2 separate regions of the Homo sapiens genome follow, and region 2 is linked to region 1. The links are chromatin contacts, found by Hi-C or POLR2A ChIA-PET in ENCODE. All regions are on one chromosome and are shown on one strand. Each heading gives the region's core, a stretch centred on a gene start or an enhancer-like site at or near the end of the contact. The rest is flanking DNA. Distances are from core to core; before and after follow the strand shown.

Region 1 (6,920 bases), core at 456-2,955:
TAACCAGTTATCTGAAGTTTTAGTAGTATTTAATTGCATTAAATCAAGAAAATATAGATACTGAATTCAGTTGTTAGAAAACTTAAGAATCTCTGGTTGAGCATGGTGGCTCATGCCTGTAATCCCAGCAGTTTGGGAAGCCGAGGCAGTTGGATTGCTTGAGCTCAGGAGTTTGAGACCAGCCTGGGCAACATAGTGAAACCCTGTCTCAATCAAAAACACAGAAAATTACCTGGGCATGGTGGCATGTGCCTGTGGTCACAGCTACTCGGGAGGCTGAGGTGGAAGGATGACTTGAGCCCAGGAGGTGGCAGTTGCAGTGAGCCAAGATCACACTGCCTCACTCCAGCATGGGCAACAGAGCCAGACTCTATCTCAAAACAGAAAAACAAAAAAACAAAAGAGAGAGAAAAAAACCCTTTCAGAATCTCTGAAAAACTCCGGCATGTGAATGTACTCTTCAACTTTAAATTTAATGAAATCTAAACACAGATCGAGTAATTGTGATGAGTTTAGCATCTGTAAATAAAAATATGCTTTATGTGTAAAATACATGCAAGGTTTCAAACACCAAGTACAAGAAGAGTAAGTGTAAACTATCATTAATAAATTTGTGTACTGATGACATTTTAAATGACAAAAGTTTGAATGTATTGTGTTAAATAAATTACATTATCACATTTATTTCACTTGTTTCTTGTGGCTATTAAAGAATTTTAAAATTGCCTTTGTGGATCACACAATATTTCTATTGTTTGTTTCAACCAATCCATGTTCCACCTCTCAATCCATTGGCTGTCTCTCGATCCATATTCCACCTGCTACCAGCAAGTGAAGTGCTCTGCTGACTCTTCACTTCCTCCTTCCTGACATCTGCCTGTGGAATAGAGCCTAGTGTTCCCTGAAGCCTGACTTCTCTGCCCTGCCCTGGGCACTGCAGGTGGAAGTTTCCACATCACAACTCGAAGGCTACTAGTGGAAACACTTCCTCTCCCAACACCACCCCCCGCATGGGGCACTCTACTTAGAGGGTTGCTTTTCTGTCCCCTTCTCTGCCTCAAAGTCCTTTCCTATTACTCCTTTAAGGCAAAATAAAACAAAAACACAAAGCTGGCCAAACTGTATTTGTCATTTTAGAACCAGCTCAAGGGTGTCATTTTCTCCAAAGTGCAGTTGGTGCCACTACCTCCTCCTTGACAGGTAGATCATTGCCCTGGGCTGTGTCCCACTGGGTCGCTTTCCAAAGTAAGTCATAGTAACACCTGCATGCTATCTTTCTCCCCTACCAGGGAGCTCACTATCTCAGAAACCCAGGAAGCTCCTTTCTAAGGAAATACTTGGATGAATAAATGAACTCAACAGCAATGCCAGTGTTACTAATTCACAAAGATAAACAAAAATCCTCCTGCAGGTTGGAATGCACAGTGGTTTGACCAGGCATTTTTTTCCCATATTTGGAAAACTGGCAAAAGCAAGGCTTTATGAGATACAGGATCAGAAAAAAATGAGAGCAGGTAATCTAAAAAGCGTGGTCAGGGCAGTACAGCTGTGGTTTTTGCAAAGTAGCAATTGCTGTCCATGGGTCAATTGTCTTATCTGCCTCTGCCACAACTACTGTCTTTTCTCTGTGTTCATGGCAATTCCCTGACTCTTTGGCCAATGCATTATCTTTAAAGATATTTAAACATATACAATCCAGCCTTGTTAGCCTGAGGTCCATTCTGCCTTTTCTGAGTAGTTTTTTATCAACCTACCACCTGAGTCACTAACCACTTACTATAAATTTACATCAATCACATTTCCTCCATTCCTGAGTTTATGTGGCCACGTGATAAACAGGCTCATACATTGGTGTGTCTCATCGCAATTTTTAATGTTTAAAAAAAGGGTGTAAATGCTTAAAATCATATTTTCTAAATAAGTGAAACAAATGTTAAGCTTTTAAAAAATTTCGATTTCTTACTTACAAAATTTATTTGTTCTTAATTGCTGAGAGTTTGAAATCTGTGCCTGTCTGAATCTTTCATTCACATGGACATAGACATTATCATCCAACATGAAGTGACAAGGCATTTGACAGAGTGAACATGGAGGAAGGCCACTCTTATCAGTGTGAAAGATAGTTGCATCCTATGAGGATAGAAGACACAGAAGATAAAATCTGAAATACAATAAATATGCACTTGTTTATATTTTTCTCTTCTATAATTACCATAGTGACCTCTTACCTGATAAAAATGTCAACAGAGATGGTAGAAGATGGGTCTCAGCTGTGCTCTCAACAGATTCAACATGCAGAAAACTAGTTTTCAGGGTCACAAAAGTTTAACTCATTTAATGAGCTTATTCTTACATGCCATTATTGAATTAAAAGCATGATTTAGTACTGCAGGGTGGAAAAAAGCAAACTGCATTGCTTTGACAGATAAATTCCTCTCTAGCTTCTTTTAGCAATTCCTAGCATTTGGAATCGCTTCCTATTTAATATTTTTTGTTGTCCTTTTTCATTTTTATTCTCAGTAGTCATTCTAAATGTCTTTTTAAACTCATAATGATTTAAACTCCTAGGAGGCTGTGTGAACTTTGACAAATGACTCAACCTTCCTGGATGTCAATTAAACACTACATATTTGCTGGGCTTTAACAATCTAAATAAGATTTTATTCTTCCTTTACAGATACCTTGACATCTCTTATTCTTCCACGTCTTCATAAATTGTATGTCTAACTTTCTCTGTTGGGATGTTTGCACCAATAACACAACAGTGGTTCTCTGACTTGAGTGTGCCTTAGAATGAGCTGGAAGTCTTGACACAACGCAGGCTGCTGGGCCCAGTCCTGAGGTTCTGACTCACTAGGTCTCGGGTGGGGCCTGAAAACTCGTGTTACTCACCAGCACCCAGGAGCTGCTGATGCTGCTGATGTGGCTACCACAGTTTCAGAACCACTGCAATACAGACATCTTCTCAAGGGTGCAGAACACAGAGCTTAAAAGATGTTTGCATGCTTTACAAACATATTAAGATCCAAATGTCCATAAAGAAAGATGTTCATCTCCTTACCTTTTAACTGATGTCCAGATCACCTATTCAGGTTATCTTTGGACTCGGAGATGAGGTGATACATGTGGAGAATTTTCAAACAGTAAAAGCAAGTGATATGCATGGAAGGGAACATGACCATCAGTAGCCAGTCATGACTAATTCTGAAATTTAATCTTTCAAGGCTCCCTCATTCCTCCTTTTGTCTTTGACTCTGCTCTTCTTACCTGCCGGGTGTAAAGGCAAACAGCACCTCTTTGAGCTCAGATGTGTTCTTTACTGGCTGGGAGGCCATGGGCACCTTACCTCAGTTCTCCCAGTGGAAGAACTCCCATAGAGACACTAGATGGTTTGTGAGGGAACCCCAGCTTTGATTTCATGACTCCTGCATTTGTATTTTTAAGTATAAATTACTGTCAAGTAAACTCTTCTTCACACAGAATGTGAAATTCATCTATCCTTCTGCCCACTCATGCATTTATTTATGTATTAATTTAAGAAATATTGATTGATGGCCAGGTATGGTGGCTCACACCTGTAATCCCAGCACTTTGGGAGGCTGGGGCAGGTGGATCAGTTGAGGTCAGGAGTTCGAGACCATCCTGGAAAACATGGTGAAACTCCATCTCTAGTAAAATTACAAAAATTGGCTGGGTGTGGTGGCACACATGCCTGTAATCCCAGCTACTCAGTAGGCTGAGGCAGGATAATTGTTTGAACCCAGGAGGCAGAGGCTGCAGTGAGCAGAGATCATACCACTGCACTTCAGCCTGGGTGACAGCAAGACTTTGTCTCAAAAAAAAAAAAAAAAAGAAAGAAAGAAAAATATTGAAATATTGATTGATTATCTGCTTACATGTAGAAAATATGTGCTTTGGAATTTTAAAATATTAAGAAGAAACTTCACCTTTAGCTTTATTAGACTTAATTGCGAGTATTTCTATTCTTTCTTTAATCTCTCAATTTTAATGATTTTGACATTTGAAGCTGGGATCATCTTACTGGATCTCTCATCATTCTGTCACCTTAAATTTAGCAATATGATTATCTTCTCCAATGACAGAACATTTCAAGTGGGAACTGAGCCATGGCAGAGCTACAGTGTGTTGGCATGGCCCCCTTCCTTTCACTATCATCACCATTGTCATCATTGTATGGTTTAATATCTCAACATACATAAAAGCAAATAACGGAGCTAGCATCCTGCCCATTTTACCCCTGAGATGTTCCAAAATTCTGTGTTTAAAAACCTGTAAAATGAATGATTCAACATCTGTGACAGTCCTTTTATCTGCTGGTTTAGAAAGCACAGTAGTACTTTCCTGTCTCTCTAAGAGTTAATTTGTGCAAGCTGCTGGTATCACTTTAATATATATTTTCTGTCCCAAACAAAACCACATGAAGATCCCGTTCTAAATTTTGCCAGGGACCCATGTAAAGCTTCTCAACTCACAGATCATAGCCTCCAACATTCTGTTTTTGGAAAATTCTTCTTGATTTATGAGAGATGCCCAGTACTGGTTTTACTAAGATGTTGGCCAGGATGAAAAGAGTAACAACAACAACAACACCTATCAGAACGTGCTTTCAAGTTTCTAAAAGATTAATAGTCATTCTCACAGTCTTCTCTCTTCATAGAACTATGAGGTTGATAAATTTTCTGGCTTCTCCCCAGAGAAATAACTTGGTCAAAACACTCAGGAAGGGGTAAGCCAAAACATCAACTTGGATCTTTCCATCCCAGACCTTGTACTAAATGAAGGAAGTAAAATAGGATCAGGTGATTCTCTTTTTCATATTGTCTCTGAGAAAAAGTAAGTGAAATAAACTTAAGTTTTGGGGACCTGGACACTAATCAGCTTGTTTTTGTTTTGGTATTTTGTTTTTTAATTACAGATGTTTATTATTTCTTTCATTATTTCACCAAACCAAGTTTTTCTTAAAACCAAGATCTATTGCCTTGGTCTAAAATAAAAATAAAAGTAAAACAAATAGTATCATTTTATGTAAATAGCAGACTTGGGATACTTAAGATTGAAATTCTTGCCAGAATCATAAATCACTGACAGAAAATAATGGTCTTTTTATTACTTTAAAAATTAAACTAACATCTAGGCTATTTAAATGTTAATAAAAGTGAGTTTGGAAGGGTTGGAGTTTATTTCAGAGAAAATTTTTTCTTTCTTTACTTTTTTTTTTTTTTTTTGTAATTTTGATCCAAAACTAGCCTGTCTCCAGAATGAGGCCTGCAATCTGATCAGCCCTGAATTTCCTGCAAAACTGTGGTTCTTCCTATTTACATTCAGTGTGAATTCTTCAAGGAACTTGCATACTGCAACTGTTCAGCACTAACTAACTTCTGTTAATCTCAGATTATTAACTGGCAGGCAAAAATGAAATGGCCCAATGGTCTTCAAACTCAAATTGTTCAAATCCAAAATATGTCATATATATAAATCATTGCTTTTATAAAACTGCTGTATAAATTAGTTTTACGTAAACTGCAATTACAAGTTTTGTTTTCTGTAAAAATTGCTTATGAATTCTTCAATTTTATAGATTTCTGAGAATGAATAGAATACTCTTTGTGTGTGTATTGCTCCTATATTTTAGTGACAATTATTACTTGGGCCTTTCCAATTCTTTGAGCTGGTTGTGCTCTGAACGTACCTCTAAATCTACCTTCTGGTGATTGATGAATACTCTCATCCATCATATTAGAACAATTTCTCAAGTTCTCAACATTTTTTAATTAAGAAAAAATTTAAATTTGTTCCCATTGTGTTCATGTGACTGTATTTCTTAGCTGTAGAAGTCCTCTGATGAAATAAAAAACGTCTCTTTCAAACAAGGATAGAGGGAAGACATTTTGATTCCTGAAGAAAGTCTGTGATCTAACCACAAATCCGAATAGCATTAACATTCTTGACTTTCCTCACCACTTATTTAATTTCTAAAATAATCTTTGCTTGTTCCTTTAGAACGAGTACTAGTTATAAAAAAACCAGAGAACACATTGGTTCAACAACCAATTTCAAAGAAGAACAAACATAATTCTCAAAATAAAAATGGACACTAGTAAACCTCACTTCAGATATTCTGAAAAAAATAGTTTAAAATTAAGTTATGAATTTTAGAAAAGAAAGACATAAGTTCAATATTCTAGTAAAATGAAAGTAAATACCTTATGTTACTTCTTGAAATATATATAATTCAAATTTCAAATTGTGATGTGACGTGTGACCAAGTAAAGGGGTTTTTTCATCATTGTTTTGTTTGCTTTTTGTTTTCTTCCCCTAGTAGTACATGTCCCCACAATGTCAATGTAGGAAGTGGGAATATTTCCAAGGTTATCCCACAAGCACTTATTTGGCCCTTAAGCTAACTTAATCATCCAGAGTCACTATGAACCTGAGCATGGCTTGACTTGGAAACTCTGTGCCTTACTTAATGGACAGATCAGTAGGTGGTAAAGAGGAAAACACTGATCTCAAGGAGAGTCCCATGCCAGCATCAGGGAGGCTCTGAGTCAGGGAAACTGAGGGCCTCAGGAATGAAAGACAAGGGCTGCCTCTGTCAACAGCTCCACTGATTATAGTGGAAATAACCTAGTTTCCCCATCACTCCTGCTGAATTGCTCTATAATTATTTCCAGTTTTACATATTGAGAAATGCAAAACAACAAAAGCCTTTATTCAATCAATAGCTTCATCGTGTGTGGTTAATTCTGATTTTGCATCCGTTAGATTTCATGTTGTGCATTAGATTCCAATTAAAATCTCTCTTTGATGTAACTGTATGCATATCAATGAACATAGGTAAGCATAAGGTGCAAAAAGCTTAAAAATTAGAAATGACAGCTTCCATAGTCTCAGTAATT
Region 2 (6,641 bases), core at 3,522-6,021, 300 kb after region 1:
CTAGTCTTTGGCCACCTCTGATCTCATCTGCTAAAATCATTTCAATCTCTCCTTACTCAGTCCATCCCAAGCCATCCCTGGAAGGTTTCATCCCAACTGGTTCTCACATCCAGTCTTTGCACTTCAGCTGTCTGTCCCTTGAATGCTTCCACAAAACATAGCAGGGGAACTATTATTTAGGCCTCTGTTCAAGTATCACCTCCTTCAAGTGGTCTTTCCTGAGTGTCCACTCTAAGGAGCCTCCCTTCTGTCACCATTTAGCTGTATTTCCCTTTACTTACAGCAAAATTGTAACTAGATAATGCATTACATGTTTTTCTGTTGCATGTATATTCTGTTTCTTTCTCATAAATGTAAACCCTCCTATGGCCCAAATCTTCATTTGCCTTTTTAACTCCTTTATCTCCAGCATGTGGAGCACACTTGGTACACATTAGGAGCTGAAATGCTCCATAGCTGCTGAATCAGTAGCACCAACATGTGTACCCACCACCTTCTCAAGTGTGGCTTTATAAGATGTTCATCATGGTTGAGTGAGGATAAGGGAAAGAATAGTCTGTTTCTTTTATGATATGGTTTGGCTGTGTCCCCATGCAAATCTCATCTTGAATTCCTATGTGTTGTGGGAAGGACCCTGTGGGAGGTCATTGAATCACGGGGGCAGGCCTTTCCCATGCTGTTCTGGTGATAGTGAATAAGTCTCACAAGATCTGATAGTTTTAAAAGGAGGAGTTCCCCTGTACAAGCTCTCTCTCTTTGCCTGCTGCCATCCATGTAAGACGTTACTTGCTCCTCCTTGCCTTCCACCATGCTTGTGAGATCTTCCCAGCCAAGTGGAATTGTAAGTCCATTACACCTCTTTTTCTTCCCAGTCTTGAGTATGTCTTTATCAGCAGCCTGAAAATGGACTAACACATTTTATGATTGGTGCAAATTGGCTACTGATAAAAATCCTGATGATAGGAAAATTTCAAATTTCCTTATAGTAAAAATACTACTTAATTTAATTTTTAGAGACAAGGAAAAACATTTTGCAGAGTTTGGCTCCACTATTGAAAAAGGGATGCTTTAGGTTGAACCATTGTAGCCTCAGATTCTATCTTTTCCTAAATAAACACATTAAAGCCTCATGTGTGAAATTATTTTTTAAAAATATTTATCTGGATTTAAAGAATAACAGATCAACAGATACCTCTCAATGTGTTTGCTAATTAATAAAAATCAGTTTCTTACAACTAATGTTTGTAAGAAAATGTTCATTTTAAGTGCTAAATAGTGAAGAAAATTTATCACCTAAAATACACCCATCAATATAAGGCAAGAAAAAATCTTAACATGCAGCCATTCGCTTTTGCCATGCCCTGTCCTGTTTACTTCTTAAGAGGTTTATTTTTGTACTTTTGCAGAATAAACTTTAGTAATCTAGAACTGGAAGGTACTATATATGTATGTGTGTGTATATATATATATAAAAGAAAAACATATATATATTTCAATTACTTGAAATGTAAAAACTTACCGAATACAAATGGAAAAAGTGATGTGTATTATATCATATTGCTTTTTGTCCATCTTTGTGATTTATTTACTCACTTCATGTTTTTCATTTACAAAATTGTCAAGTTAGCCAAAATAATTCTTGTTTTCTTAATTGGGAGAGAAGAGACCTGACAGATTATCTATACTCTTCATATGTTAAAAGACCATTTCCTGTAAAACTGACCTAGTGCACAAACTGAATTTGAAATAGACTGTGAAGTAAACTATAACTTGTCCTTTTAATTTTGTTTAACATGGTTACTGACTTACATGATGTACTGAATATCAAGATAAAGAAAAATGTGTCTAAAAGCTAATTAGAATTCTCTGGGTCACCAAGTCAAGGTGCTATTGATCTGGGTTAATCTGAGTAACTTATTGTCTAGCCTATAAATAAGTTCCAAAATATCGAATTCAAAAAAAAAAAAAAAAAAAAAAAAGAAGATCTCCCAATCACCACTATTGGGTCCTGGAAGAAATCTTCTGTTATAAGGTTTTGAGAGGTCTTAAAAACAACTTATAAATAGTATGTGATTATAGATGTACAAATATAGACGTGCGTGATAAATCTAGGTCCATGAAAACAAGTGAGGGCCGGGCGTGATGGCTCATGCCTGTAATCCCAGCACTTTGGGAGGCTGAGGGGGGCGGATTACCTGAGGTCAGTTCAAGACCAGCCTGGCCAACGTGGTGAAACCTCATCTCTACTAAAAATCCACAAAATTAGTGGGTGTGGTGGCACATGCCTGTAGTCCCAGCTACTCAGGAAACTGAGAAAGGAGAATCACTTGAACCTGGAAGGTGGAGGTTGCAGTGAGCCAAGATCACGCCACTGTACTCCAGCCTGGGCGACAGAGTAAGACTCCATCTCTAGGGGGGAAAAAAAGGCAAGATTCTGGGTCAGATTACCAGATACCAATTTTTAATCATTAGTTGTTTTACTTGAGAGGATTTTTAGAAAAACAACTTAGCCTTACATTCCTGGTATGTCAAGGAAAAAAGCAAACAAAATACATAAAATAAAAATAAATTATGAATAAATGAATGTAGAAGGGAATGAGTTTTGAAAAAATTTGCGCTGTGGATTTGCAACATCCCCCCATTGCCTTTAACTTTTTATCCACATTTTGTCTGAGACGCACACTGAAAAACATCAATATTGAAAGATTCTAGCAGAGATTCTATAAGCTTCATATTGCTATATCCGCTCCTGTTAAGCCCACCATTTTGAACTAAGCATGACCATAATATTAGCATGTAATATTATAGAATATATGCGTGACATTTCCATTCTGAAGCAGTTTCACTTGTTCTGCCAAATTACTTATAAGAATCCTAATGATAAGCAGAAATGATAGCAAAAGGAATTTAAAGCAGTAGGATTATCTATCATAATGTTTTGTATAGACAGAGATTTTCAGTGCAATTGAGTAAATTAGTAGAAATGCAATTACCATGTCATATTTAACTCTGTGCTTTAGTTTTGTAAGAAACTACCAAACTCTCTACCAAAGTGGTTGCACCATTTCACATTTCATCTGCCAACGGATGAGAGTTTCTGTTGCTCCTTGTTAATTTAGTTTACACTGAAATTACCCAGCCTTTTAATTACTCACTATTTGTATAAGATTCGTTCTAAATAAACCTTAATTCTTTTCTGAAATATTAGAAAGGCTAATTTGTGTGACTTGCAGAGATATCCAGAAATACACATTTAAAGAATGCAAGTCCCTTTGCTCAGATGCCAAACTCAGCACCCTGACTTTCTATTGGCAGCTTGGTACTTCCATAGACAAACACACTCAGAAAGGTGCTTTCTACAAAGAAAGAGCATTGGTTCCCACAGCAAGAAGGTTGCTCCTTAACCATGAATTGGCATGTAGATGTGTGAATCAGATCCTGTAAACTTTGTTACTGTGAGTCACTCACCCAGAGCTGGTTAGTTGTAAATCAACTTCAACTTTGATTTCCTGAACTTCAACACCTGAAGTCCAGAGTCAAGACAGATGGTCATTTTCCAGCATGGGGAGTGAGCTGGACCAAATATTTCTGTTTTACCAATTGTCACAGATAAAGCCTGTGTTATGATTCTCATACGTGATATAAGAGCAGGTATTTAGAATAATTTGGAATATGTATAATCAACTGACCTTGGAAAGGAAATACAGTATGTTTAAAACATAAACTTTGAAGTTGGAACTAAATTTAAATTTTGGGTCCTTCATTTATTGGCTGTATAACCTTGGCAAAGCTCATAACTTCTACAGTCCTTGGTTTTCTCGTAAAAAGGATGTGTGTGTATATATATTCACACATATATACACACACGTATCTCATTAGGATGTTGCAGGAATAAAGTGAAAAATTACTTGGTAAATTATAAAGCACTGTGTATAAGGCACCGTGTGGATATTGGTCACTATTCAGTAGTAGTTAAACTGAGAATTACAAGATTGTGGAACAATTTCATTATACCTGGAATTCCATAGATATCCTAGGAGCCTCAAAACAGGCTGGCCTGATTTTGAAGAATTGTAAAAGAGAAGTCAGTTTCTCTTTAAGGCAATTTCACCCAATGCACATGCACATAACTGGAAAAAATAAAATGACAAATAAGTATACAGGATTCCACCATAAGCATATGTCTCATTGGTATGAAGTTATGTTGACTAATCTTAAATTATTTTTATTGGCTATTTGGTTTTAATTATGTTATGTTATATTCACTGGATAATATATATGTTAATATATTATATATCTTAATTAGGTTATGTTATATTCACTGGATAATAGGTTCTATTAAGTCAAGGTCCCAACCTAATAAATTCTCTTTCTGTCACATTTTAAGTTATTTCATTAGTGTACTCAAAGAGAAATTATCAAGTACATTTACTATTTTTGATAATAAATACAATAATAATAAACAAATATTAGCTTACCCTCGTTTGATTATTTTCACAAGGTAGGCACTGTGCGGGGGCACTTCCTAAATATTTCTCCATTTTAGTTTCATATCCAACTGCAATGCAGTTTTTACTTCAAGATTGCAGATGAGGAAAAGGAGTATCTGAAAGCGTAGAGGAGTCTCTATGGCAATATACAAATGCCAGTTTAGTATGTTTTTACCTCTCTTCAGAGAAAAAAATGGTCGTTTAGTTAGTCATGTTTACCTTTGAAAACTATGTTCTCAATAACCCAGCATCAGAAGCTTTACAAGGAGGTAGTACCAGGAAAGAGCATGCTTGACTTAGCTCTGTGGTTAACAGTAGACGTTGAACTATCCAAGGCTGTGAAATAAGCAGTTACGTGACACACAGTTCCTTGAATTGTAACTTAATACCCAGCTTTCTCATGTCCTTAGGCAAATATTAAAAATTCAATTGCTCACAGCTCTCAGTAATGCATTTCTCCACAGGCGGAAAGGAGATGAAAGAAGAGGGAAAGCTGGCCTTTGTAGTGAAAGCAGGTTCAAATTTGTTCAAATTAGCCAGCCAGCCAATCATCAAAGAGAGTTTTAGTCCATGGAGTTGCAGTACCACTAGCAGCCTTCTGAAGGGAATGAAAACCCGTAATAGCGTTTCCGGTCTGCCCTTATCTTATATACTTGCATTAAGGTATTATTTGTGAAAATGAGAGATGGAATAAAATTCATAAACAAATAGAAAACTCACCGCAAGTAGGATACCTTTTAAAGTTATCCAGTATTCTTCCTGAGTCTGCCAGTCTCCAGGGCCTCAGCCTGTGGACTTTTGCATGGCTGTGGTTGCTAGGGCAATATGCATGATTCCCACCAGAGTGCAAATCAGGCGAGAGCCTTCCAGCCTTGGTTTTTTCAAAGAATACATTTCATATCAATATAAGGACTAAAGATACAATTACTGCAGGGAAATCATTGCCTTAAAGAGATGTCAGAGACCAACTAAAAAATTTTGTTGCAGAGACAGAAGGAAATTATTGGAATCATCTACTTAGCAACAATTATTAAAAGGAAGATGAGGTATAACAGAGCTATCTAAGAAGAACAAAATATAAAATAGGCTAGTAAAGATAAGACAGGAATTTAAGAAAATTCAGATGGAGATATCAGACAGAGGGAAAACTCTCCATACTCTGGTAGAGCACACTGGTGCCGTAGTGGTCTTGGTGAAGTAGTTTCATCAGCCAGTATGCAGATCCTAAAAGAAAGCTGCAGGTGCTTAAGTCACCTCTGTCCCTGACAGGGTGATTCAGCAAAGGATAGTCATGCATGCTTTTCTTCAGTTTCCTCACTTGCAAAATAAGACAAAATATGACTTGTCTCATAGGTAAATGATGAGGAGTATAAATACTTTTTTAAAAAAAAATAGATGCTTCAAGTGCTTAGCCCCGTGTCTGGTCGATCATAAATTCACAACGACAAATCTTAGCTACCATTGTCAATACAGAAGAGACCTCTCCAACAATGCAAAAGTCAAAAGCATGAAATTGATGAGAATGATGTAGAAAATAAAAATGCAATCTAAAGATAATTGGAATCTCTGTGGGAGAAAAAAAAAACAGAGCCAAAGGAGCCCAAAAATGTATTTACATCATAGACAAAAGAGAAGAACATCTTTCCAGAGCAAAATAAAAATGACTCTTTCAGTACAAACTATACCATATTGCAACTATATTAGGAAAGTAATTCCTAGCTAAGCATTTTGTGCATTTTTAAGAACATTTTTGAAGAATAGAAGAGTTGGGTTATGGATTGCAAGAGTACATTACTTATACAAACCTATTATCAGACTGGGTGCAGTGACTCATGCCTGTAATCCCAGTGCTTTGGGAGGCTGAAGTGAGAGGATCACTTGAGGCCAGGAGCTCAATACCAGCCTAGGCAACATAGTGAAACCTTGTCTCTACCAAAAAAAAAAAAAAAAAACATTAAATTAGGTGGCATGGTGGTATGTGCCTGTAGTCCAGCTACTTGGGAGGCTGAAGCAGGAGGATTGCTTGAGCTCAGGAATTCAAGGTTGCAGTGAACTATGATTGCACCACTGCACTTCAGCCTGGATGATAGGGCAAGTCCCCTTCTCTAAAAAACAAACCAACAAACAAAAACCAGATCTGTTATCAGATAT

What was found. A loop is a pair of places that touch in the nucleus more often than their neighbours do. ChIA-PET counts read pairs that join two places held with the same protein, here RNA polymerase II (POLR2A). Pooled maps may share reads with other maps.
Region 2: a loop to region 1 is called in a map of PC-3, with 9 times the contacts of the local background. The contact joins two enhancer-like sites. A Hi-C loop is called at or near these places in 2 of 168 maps with a recorded cell type or tissue (Calu3 and PC-3) and 1 of 50 pooled maps. POLR2A ChIA-PET finds 5 or more read pairs at or near these places in 1 of 52 experiments (activated T-cell).

Annotation. Positions count from the first base shown.
Region 1 is chr7:46,484,191-46,491,110 of GRCh38, forward strand. No RefSeq gene overlaps it. Among named protein-coding and RNA genes, the nearest start is that of IGFBP3, 570 kb to the left of the region's middle. Within about 2 kb of position 1,706, at least 3 of the 41 ENCODE cell types and tissues checked have a DNase peak (open chromatin) inside an H3K27ac peak, as active enhancers do; they include PC-3, where a contact is called at or near this core.
Region 2 is chr7:46,781,465-46,788,105 of GRCh38, forward strand. It overlaps the pseudogene EPS15P1. Among named protein-coding and RNA genes, the nearest start is that of SNORD151, 680 kb to the right of the region's middle. Within about 2 kb of position 4,772, at least 2 of the 41 ENCODE cell types and tissues checked have a DNase peak (open chromatin) inside an H3K27ac peak, as active enhancers do; they include PC-3, where a contact is called at or near this core.